Linked DNA regions of Homo sapiens: region 1 is linked to region 2. The links are chromatin contacts, found by Hi-C in ENCODE. All regions are on one chromosome and are shown on one strand. The core of a region is the stretch at or near the end of the contact, and the rest is flanking DNA. Distances in the headings are between cores, read along the strand shown.

Region 1 (5,337 bases), core at 385-2,884, 69 kb after region 2:
ACTGAGCTGTTTCTACAGAAGCAATTCTCATTCCAGTGATCAGAGGTGCAGAGGCATCAGAGGCACCTGGAGCCCAGGTCCAGGGGCTTGCCTCACCAGTCCCACCAATGTCCCCACTCCAAGCATGTCCCCCATAGTGAGATCCTGGGAATAGGTCCTGAATGTGGAGGTTGTGCAATATCAGAGAAGGACAGCAGGTTGGAAACCAGTCTTGTTGACTGTAGCATAGGGAGGGCAACATCAAGTCCTTCTGCAACCTCACCCCCATGGATGCAGGTCCTGCCCCTCTGAGCCAGTGCTGTCTCCACTGTCTTCCTTCTGCCTGGTGAATAGTATCTATATCCTCCACTTTCAGAACCCTGGCTCCTGTCCAACAAACCTGCCTCCTGGACCCCTCTGCCTCCTGCAAGAGTTTCTTCTTAAGATTCTCTCCTTGGCCGGGCACAATGGCTCACACCTGTTGTCCCAGCGCTTTGGGAGGCTGGGACGGGTGAATCACTTGAGGTCAGGAGTTTGAGACCAGCCTGGCCAACATGGCAAAACTCCATCTCTACTGAAAATACAAAAATTAGCTGGGTGTGGTGGCGTGCACCTGTAATACCAGCTACTTGGGAAGCTGAGGCAGGAGAATCACTTGAATCCGGGAGGTAGAAGTTACAGTGAGCCGAGACCTCACCACTGCACTCCAGCCTGGGTGACAGAGTGAGACTCCATCTCAATAAATAAATAAAAAGAAACAAACAAATAAATAAATATTCTCTCCAAGCTCCATTTCCCTTCCTTCCCAACCATGCTGTGCACAGCCTGCCTCAGGAAATCTGCCTAATCATGTCAAACACTTGTGGTGCAAGGCCAGGGCCATCTTCCTAGCTCTTATTGCTCTATTCAGAGAGGATTGATACAGAGCCCAAACCACCAGGAGGGCTCTGGCAAGGCACCTTCTCCCTCTGCCCACAGGCCCAGCCTCATGTCCAAACACTGTTCCCTCAGGCACCAGACTGGCTCAGAGCAGACACCTGCTGAATTTTCTCACCTCTTTCCAGGTCTTTGAATGTGCTCTTTCCCAGCTTAAACCACCCTTCCTGGGTCTCTGTCCCCACATGCTCACTGAATATCGTTCAAACCTGAAGTCTCTGCTTACACATCACTCCTCGAGGAAAACTTCCTTAACCCAAAACCTCCATCTCCCTGAAAGGCTTTCTTGGATCCCCTGTACTTCCCATTACATTTTTATAGTGGTTATTATTTTCCCAATTGTCTCACTTTTGTGGTCTGTTAGTTCCATAAACACAGGCATTCTCACTATCCCCACCCCCAGTGGCTCCCATGTCTTCCTCTTAAATAGAAGCAGGAGCTTTTTCCTGAAAGATAGGATGAATCCTGGAATCCTCTCATCCAACACACTGAATGGCATTGCATGGGTCTCAGTAGGTAAATACGTAATGAACTAATGAACACATGAAAAAGCCATGGAGAGAGGACCCAAAAGACAATGTTTCTCTGTGTTACCTGGTCTGGCCACACACACAATTCACAATTTCCATGCTTGACTTCTCATGACTGATTCCAGTAGGTATTATTGATCTTCCTCAGCAGCCTAGTGAGTCCATGACTATCAGAAGCCAAAGCCTTCTGAACCAGATGGGTTCCCTTCCCTGCTAATGCCAAGATTCTAAGCCTCTATGACACCATAATTCTCTCCACAAGACTCTATGCCTAGCTCACTCACTGGCGCCCCCTGCCTGCTGGAGAGTCTGTCTCTTTGGTTTCTTTCCTGAAAGATAAAAAGAAAGCTCCCTAGCTAACCCATAAGCATGCAATAACCTAAAACACAAATCTGTATTGATTGTCTCCTATCTACCAGGCTCTGTCCTAAAAAGTGAAGTGTAGCTCAATGGGATGTAGTTCCCATTCTCAAAGATCTAATTCAATATGGAGGCAAGTCAATAGCCAACAATACCATGTGATAATAATGATGGTAGGATAAGCACAGGGGTCAGGTTTGGGGGTCAGATATGCTTCCTGGAGGGAGTGATATTTAAGCTGAGACTTGGAAATTGGAAATAGGAAGTTGGACATAGGGGTGTGTCTGGGAGGACATTTTCAGATCCAGAAATGTGAAAGTATAGGCTATTTGGTGGAAAAGCTCAGTGTGGCTGGAGCAGAGTGGGGAGTAAGGAGAAGGGGGAGATTCACCTACCTAGGTAGGTAAGGCTGTGTTGGTGAGGACCTTTATGCCATAAGAAAAAGAGTTTGGACTTTATCCTGAGGACAATGGGAACCACTGAAAGGTTTTAAACAGGGGAGAAACTGGGATGCCTTAGGGGCCAGGACCCTATTTTATTCACTTTGATATTCCCAGTGTCTGGCTGAGCAATTGGCACATAAAAGATTCTGAAACTGAATCAATTGAATAGTGAATTGACTAAAATAATGATAAGAGAGAAGCATTTCATTATGTTTACTCTTTCCTTTTCTTCCTGTAGCATGGCCTCTTTGAGGACAGTGACTAGGAAATTCTGTTCTTCTGGGAAGCATGCCTGCCATAAACATTTGTAGGACACCAGGCAAGAGCACAAACAGAGGCTTCTGACCCCTGTGGTTCACCCCTGGTTCTCTTCCTACTCCCTGGCTTCATCTTGTGTCACGAGGGACCTCGGGCGTGCATGAGTGTAAATATCCTAGTCCATACCGTCCATGTTCTTTTCATACATGGATCTCTCAAACTGCCCCTCTCTTGGTCATTGAGACCTAGAAGTGAGCACAGTATTGGCTGTTTGAGTCTTCAAGAGGATAGACACATAAAGGTGATCTCAGGGCCAGTTGACAGAGATTTCTGGGGTCCTGGATAGCTGGAGTGAGAGAGACAGCAGCTCTGGGCCTGTACCCTGGACCTATTGAATCATCCTATGGGGGTGGGTCATGGCTGGAGGAGAGCCAGAGAAGGACTCTTTAAAGTCTGAAGTCCAGGACAGAACCACCTCGGCCAAAGGGTAGCACTCTTGGGAAGTATGTGAATTGTGCTTTTCATTCTATAATAGCCTATTCAAGTATTTCTCTTTTACTTGTCTTCTTCAGGTCTTCATGCTTATAGTTATCTCTAAAATTTATTCTCAGTAAAATGTCTACTCTTATTCACATCTCCCAAAGTCTCTAACATTGTAGTTGGGACCAAAGCCTTAATCTATAAGAATTAAGTTCTTTCTAGGAAGAGTACGGAGAGGGAGAGAGAGGTAGAGTGAGAGAGAGAGGTGGAAATGGCCAACAAATCTATGAAGAAATGCTTATTCATAACTAAAGGAATGCAAACCAGAAGATCAATGAGACACTGGCTTTTCTATGACAGTCTGGCAACAAATATGAAATTTTGATCACATTAGTTGTTAATGAATATGTTGAGAAACAGGTATTTTCATATTCTGTTAATGAGATTTCATTTTACAATCATGTAATAGGATAGTATATAGCTAATAAAAACAGAGTCCAGTTGTAGATGATGCTATGAAAAATTCTCCCAACTATGTAATCAAAGAAAGCAATCCAGTAAACAATATGTTAGTATATTCCTTTTCTTATAAAAAGAATGTATATACGGAGATATATACAAAATAAGATAAACATATATGTTAGTATACATAAATATTTTCCTAGAAGAATCAAATACACACAAACTATTTGAATTTTTAACCATGATGCATATTAGTTTGTTAAAATTAAGCTAATGAAGGCTATCTAGAAGGTGAGGATAGATATACTTTCTGCTCACCATTTAAATTCTATTTCCAACACAATGTATGGAACATCCTAGGTACTAAATCCACATTTAGTAAATAAATACATGGAAGAATAATTTAGCCAGTACATTAACTTGGAACTCTTTGTGTTCCTGTTCTTCTGCCTGGCTACTTCCTGCTGGAGTCCTTGGTTCTCTTTTCTTCTCCATCAATACTCATTTTCTTGGTTAGAACATTCAGTCTCCTGACCATGAAGGCCATCTATATGTCATTGATGATGGTGTCTACTTTGTTAATAACAGCTGAGAAATCTCTCCGGAACTTCAGACTTTCATATTCAACTGCTTATTTATTTAGTATTCTCACATGGATATCTAATAGACATCTCATATTTAATGTGCTCACAACTGAGCTATTGATATTTTCCTGAAAACATCCTCTACCCCTAGACATCTCAGCCCAGAAGATGCTAACTCTATTCTTCCATTTGCTCAAGCTAAAGACTTTTGAGTCCTCCTTGGCTTCTGTCTTGTATAACTCACACTCAGTTAATATCAGTAAATTCTGTTAACTTCAAAATGAATCCATCTGTAACTGTGGCCAACCTACTCTGAGACACCATGATTTCTTGCTGACTTTTCTAATCAGCTTTTAACTGGTATCTCTGCTCTATTCTTGGTCCTCTATTGTCTGTTTTCAGCAGAGCAGTTGGGGTGGACTTTAAAACATAAGTCATATCATGTAATTCTCCTGCTCAAAAACCTGAAGTGGCTTTCCATGCCTTGCTGGGTAAATTGAAGTCCTCACAATAGCCCACAAGGCCCTGCATTATTGACCCCCAACTCCACACACACCTTGGACCTCATCTCCTACTGTTCTTCCTGTCACTTGCTCTGCTGCAGCCACACTCACCTCCTTGCTGTTCCTGCAGCAGGCCAGGTGTGTGCACATGTGTACATGCATACGAATGCACAAGCATGCCACTAAGGGCCTTTTGTTTGTATTTCAAGTCTTTGCTTAAATATCAATTTCTCGGTGAGGTACACACTGATTTTCCTAATTAAAATGACAATCTTCCACACTTGCCCTCACTCCAGTCACCTTTACACAGTCCTATTTTGTTTTCCTTTGGTAGTACTTTTCACATACAATATAATATAAGTATAATATAAAGACCAGTATCTCATAGCACTAAAATGAGCTAATTTTTATTTATTATAGTTTTATGTATTGTCTTCTCTCATTAGAATGTCATTGCCAAAAAGGCAAATGTTGTTTACTGATATATCTCAGGCTCTCAGTCAGAATAGTTCCTAATACATAGTAAATACTCAAAAATATTAGTTAAATGCATGAATGGTGATTGTTGGTCTTTTTTTCTTAAATCAAACTTTTTCTGCCAATAACTCCCAACTTGCTTGTCCAAATTGGGGAACTCATTTTTTAAGGCTGTTTTCAATGCATCATCCAAACTAGCAGAATGTGTCCCGCGGCAGCCACACTCCTACCTCCTTATGTTTTTCTGCCTCTGTTATCAAAAGTGGGGAAGACTATTACCATCTTTCTTTGCTGCATGGGCTATGTTAATTGATGGTGAGAAAAG
Region 2 (5,567 bases), core at 2,337-4,836:
GGCATAAGTGAGGTATTGTACCATCCATCATCCCTTCATTAGATGCTTCCTTGTCTAATTGTTCTTTATAATCTTGGGTGAGACCCAGAACCCTGTGTATCTTCATAGTGTCCACCACATTATGAGCAAACAAGAGAGGGTGCTTAATAGGGGTCCATTGATGCATGGTGGATGATGGATAAATGGATGGATGGATGGATGAATAGATGAGACCTGAAAGGCGCAGAAAGAGGTATGATGGAGGAAGAAGAGCACACCCGTCTGGGAAGCAATGGTAAAAGTTTTGGTTTTTAACTTTGCATTCTCCAGTGTCTGTAACATATGTTGGGATAATCTAGATTTTTAGTTTATATTATTGTCTTCTCTGGCTTTGTTTGCGTACTTCTGCTGGTTCTCAGTGGCTTCCCTGGTGCCCAGAGGCATGAAAGGGGAGGCAGGTATAGGAGGAGATTCTAATATATCAATCTGTGGACTATTTTGTAAGAGAGGGGTCTAGTGGAGAAACTTGGGAGAGGGTATTTGAAATAGCAGAAACCAGAAGTTTGGATTCCCTGTGGGTCTGCATTATTTGGTCACTTCAATCCCCCAGTAATTTAGAGAATTGAAAGCAGGATGGCAGTGGGGGGAAATTGTTCAAGAGAATCCCCAAACAGAAATAATGGGAGCTGATATTTTGATCAAATATTTACTGTCGGGTGTGTGTGTTGGGTATGCAGTGTTTGCATAGACTGTCTCCTAATTACATACTTGATTAGCTTGAAGAAACTTTGGCTTTTTCTTTTACCTATGGGAGAATTTTTAAGGCCTTATCTCAACTCTTTTCAGCCCTTAGAGTGTGCTCTCTGAGTTAGAACTTACCTCCCTCAATCCTTTTCCTCTACTGCGCAGGTCTTTTTGGCAGGCTCTGTTGCTCTGTCTGGGCCTAGGAGAATGCTTTTCCTTGCACATGTTCTCTGGGTGAGCACTGTCTCCCCGTGGTTCTTTCCTGCATCTTCATTTTCTGTGAATGTGGTGTGCGTCTGTGTTGCAGAAGTCCCCACCTCTTTTCCTGGTACGAGCCTTGTAAATGTCTGGGCATCTCAGAAGGCTCCTCCCCGTGCCTTCTCCTGCACCTGCATCCCACACTTGGCTCTGCTTAAGTTTTGGGTTGGGGGCAGGATAAAAAAATCTGCAGAAATGCGGTGGGGCGCGGTGATTCACGCCTGTAATCCCAGCACTTTGGGAGGCCGAGGCAGGCGGATCACGAGGTCAGGAGATCGAGACCATCCCGGCTAACACAGTGCAACCCCGTCTCTACTAAAAATACAAAAAAATTAGCTGGGCGTGGTGGTGGGCGCCTGTAGTCCCAGCTACTTGGGAGGCTGAGGCAGGAGAATGGCGTGAACCCGGGAGGCGGAGATAGCAGTGAGCCGAGATCGCGCCACTGCACTCCAGCCTGGGCAACAGAGCGAGACTCCGTCAAAAAAAAAAAAAAAAAAAAAAAACTGCAGAAATGCTACATTTTCAAACAACAAAATCATCAGACCAAGACATTCATGCCAGAGGAATTCTGTTTTAATTGTTTGAAAACAGGAGCTGAGGGGAAGCGTGGTAGGAGAAGATGCCTGTGCATGCCGCTCATGTTTCCAGCAGGGCAATGTAGATGCATGTCAGGAAAGATGATTAGATAGTTTAGAACCAGATCCTTGTCTGAGATGGAAACTGCAGCTGCTAATTAAGAAGAGTAGAGCTCGAGGAAGCCGCCAGCTGCCAGCCTGGTGCTGCCTCTCCTGCAAGTGTGAAGTGTGGCTGCATCCAGAAGCACTGGTGAGCAGGGCTTTGCTTGGCCTGTGGAGTGTAAGATGCTGGCCCAGAAGGAACTTCATGCTCTGTTTTTCCTGGGGGTTCGCCTCTGATCACATGCCCAGGGCTTACTTCTGCTTGGACGTCTGGCACTGCTGAGGGGGTGGGCACTTGGGGGCACAGGGCTCCTGGCACTTGGGTGGGGGCTGGCAAGGCTGCTTGGTCTGTTGGGGTGGGGGGCAGTACTGCTGAGGTGGAGGGCAGCACTGCTGGGGTGGGGGACAGCACTGCTGGGGAGGGGGGCAGCATTGTTGAGGCGGCGGGCAGCACTGCTGGGGTGGGGGGCAGCACTGTTGAGGCGGGGGGCAGCACTGCTGGGGTGGGGGGCAGCGCTGCTGGGGTGGGGGGCAGCACTGCTGCGGGGGAGCACACTGCTTCTGCTTCTGCTGAGACATTCTGGGCTGGACTTGCAACTGGAAACAGAAAGACACAGAAATGAGGAACACTTGAGCCATAGAGAGACCCTAAGCCCAGGTGAACCCCCTGCCACATTCCTGTCCTGCTCTGCTTTTACCTTGCCCTGATCCCTTCACAGATTTAAGAGGAGTGTGTGTGTGTGTGTGCGCGCGCGCATGTGTAAACTTTAAGTGTTTACAAGTTATTTCAACTCTTTTCAAGACAAAGAAACATGGAAGGAAGGAAAGATAGGAAAGGAGGAAGGGAGGGAAAACAGAAATGTTAGGAGGGGTTGAAAAGAAAGAAAAACATAAAAAAAGAAAAGGGAGAGAGAGGAAAAAAAAGAGGAAGAATGAAAGAGCAGACTGTTGTATCCTATTATAGCAAAACCTGTGGCATCTGGAATAAATTGCCTGGGATCTGAGTTCTGGCTAAATCATTTATTAACTATATGATTTTGAGCAACTAAGGTTTTCCATACTTACCTCTCTTAGAGTTGGTGCAAAAATTAAATGAGTATATAAAATACATACTTAAAATATGCATGCATACGTAGGTATGTATGTACCGACACACACATGCAGAGTAGTAGCACAAAATGAACACTATATAAGAGTTGTAATTTGTTAAGTAAATTCATAAACAATTTAAAAGGCGCATCTTAACCACTCTCTAAAGGAGTTTATAAAGAGAAAACTCTAGAGATAGATGAAATGGACTATCTAGCTTGCCTCTCTCAATTACAGTTGAGGAAAGCAAACCTCAGAGGGAAGGAATGGCTTCAAAGCCACTCGGCATAGATGGTGGGAAAAGAGGTCTCCTGATTCCCAGAGCAGAGCCTTCCATGGTGCCACATCGTCTTGTCCCTGCAGCCCTTTGCTCCATGGACATCCACAACTCTGCTGTCCCAAGGGAGTCTGTTCTCTTTCCTTCCTGCCTTCTCTTTTCTTTGAAAGGACAGTCCTTCCAGTTGCTCTGCCCAGAACTGGTCTCTCCTCTCCTACTAATTCCCTCTTAGCACCTGACAAGATGCAACACCCACACCATGCCAGCAGCATCGCTGAGATACTGACCCTCTTGTAGATACCCCCCTCCTTCTCCCTGCTCAGCCCAGCCTCCCACACTACTCTGCTGGATAACTTGCTGGACCCAAGATAGGTTTGTCACAAATGATATGGAAAAAAGAGGTACCCCAAAAGACCCATCCTTTCTGACCACCACCCAGAGAATCAGCCCAGTCCATAGTTGGTTAGGGATGCAGGCAAGGCAAGGCTGCTATAAGAGGTACTACCTTTCCAGACTTACCAAGGTTCACCAGCGACTGGAGCAGATAGGTGTGGAGGGGTTTGGGATGCTCTGAGCCTATCTACCTTTTATATACCTCTCATCCCTGCCTGAGGCCATGAGGTGGCCCAGGATTGGGGTGTCCTAATTAGTCCCTAGTCACAATAGGATCCACCTGTCCTTCCTCAAATTTTAAGTTTTACTCACCCCCAGGGCTGGTATGGCGGGATTTGGAGATGACAGTGCCTTCACCCTCCCCTTGCCTCATCTCCCCATCATTTTACGAGGACTGGCTTCCTTGGATTTCCAAACCCACTCATGACTTTTGACTTAGATCCCTGGCATCTAGGATGGTCCCAAGCAAGCATTCCGACCATGCTGGGTGTGGGGGTGTGAGGGCAGTGTTCTGGGATGTTCTGGTTGGCAGAGAGGAGGGGATGGGACAGGCAGCTTATGCAGGTAACATAAGAAAACAGCTGAGGGGGCAGATGGCTCTCTTGGAAACCCACCACCCTCAGCAAAGTTGTGACTTTGACTTGACCTAGGCTCAGAGTCACATTCAGCTTGAACTGGTGGGAAGACAAGACAAGAGGCTTTCATTTTTTACCTATTGTTATTTATACAAGAAATGGCAGCTGCCACTCTCTGTCTGTTCTGCTATTGGGAAAATCGTTAGGCCCCATTCGGGGAAACTGGTTGGTTACAGTAGATAGTGCTTATCTCTAAATCTCCCTACATATATCACATATCCATATGACTCCAGGGTTCCCAGGGAAATGATTATCATAAGGTGGAGGGGGTGGGGGAAGCTAAGAAGCATTGCATTAGAGTGAGCTCATGGAGGAGTCACAGTGACTGGATTCTGGGTTCTGAGCTCCTGGGGCCCCAGTCCTGGCTCTTCCTCCTAACTTCTGTTAGAAGTTCCAGGACAAAGAAGGGTGGCACGGGATACAGACTTGGATGCTTCCCATACCTGGCAAAGGATGGAGCTCATCTTTAAAAAATTCCCAAGTGGTGCTCAGACTGAGGCTCTGCCTTTTACCAGTTGGGTGACCTTAGGAACCAGATGTTTTTGCACTTCAATTTTCTCACCTGCTAAAGAGGGTAACAGCACCATTCTGCATGTCAGTTGTAAGGATTAAAATGGACAACTTATTTAAAGTATGTGCAAGTGTTTGGCACAAAATGCATGGTCAACAGTCGTTGGGTGCTCCATGGAGATGGGCTTTGAATACTAGGGCAAGACACACTCTTAGAAATATGGAATAGGAAGTTGAAAAAAGTTGGAGGCAAGTAGTGGCACTTGCCACCCAGTGTCATAAGCTCTTGGTTGAAAGAGACAGGAGGAATAAGTTCAAGGAATCCACTGGAAGTCATGTTGACTATAGTTAATAACAATATGTGACATGAAAATTGCTAAATGAGTAGATTTTAAGTGTTTTCGCCACACAAAAATGATACATATGTGAGGTAATACATGTATTAAATAGCTTGATTTAGTCATCCCACAATATATTCATATATCAAAACATCACATTGTACACTGTACATATATATAATTTTTACTTTTCCCCTAAAAATACATTAAAAAAGACTTTTGAGTGAGAGAAATGGAAATAGGCAAGCTAGTCCTGAAGATGGCACATTTTAAATCTCAGCCATGAAATTTAGCCATGGTTCCACTATTTAATAAAAGCCTTAGAACATCCCAAGACCTTGGGGAGTCATGCTGCATCACTAGAAGACACAGGTGTGGAAACCGATGTTCTCTCTCTTAAACCATGGTCCTGACTCTCTGGGATCACAAGATGTGCACGGGCTAGTAACTAAGGAGGGCCAGAGGAGTCCAGCCCTTCCCAGGAGGAGAATCCCTTCAAGCTGGTATCACTCAGACAGAAGCAGCCCCAGAAAGCCTGAGAGAGGGATTTCAGCTCAGGTCCCTAATAGCAGAGAAGAAAGACTATGTGGAGTTGTTATCCTGGGCTAACCATTTATTCATTAAGATGCAATTGTTCCATGTGCCAGGCACTATGTCCATGCTGGGG

What was found. A loop is a pair of places that touch in the nucleus more often than their neighbours do. Pooled maps may share reads with other maps.
Region 1: a pooled map of right lobe of liver shows a loop between it and region 2 (2.1-fold over the local background). The contact joins the promoter of SMCP here to the promoter of SPRR5 in region 2. A Hi-C loop is called at or near these places in 1 of 168 maps with a recorded cell type or tissue (HepG2) and 4 of 50 pooled maps.

Annotation. Positions count from the first base shown.
Region 1 is chr1:152,874,619-152,879,955 of GRCh38, reverse strand. SMCP (sperm mitochondria associated cysteine rich protein) reads right to left here and starts at 1,634. Exons shown (of 2, transcript NM_030663.3): 1 at 1,510-1,634.
Region 2 is chr1:152,945,225-152,950,791 of GRCh38, reverse strand. SPRR5 (small proline rich protein 5) reads right to left here and starts at 3,586. Exons shown (of 2, transcript NM_001395435.1): 1 at 3,544-3,586; 2 at 1,537-2,255. The coding sequence starts at 2,237. The coding sequence ends at 1,911. LINC01527 (long intergenic non-protein coding RNA 1527) reads left to right here and starts at 1,582. Exons shown (of 2, transcript NR_183723.1): 1 at 1,582-1,806.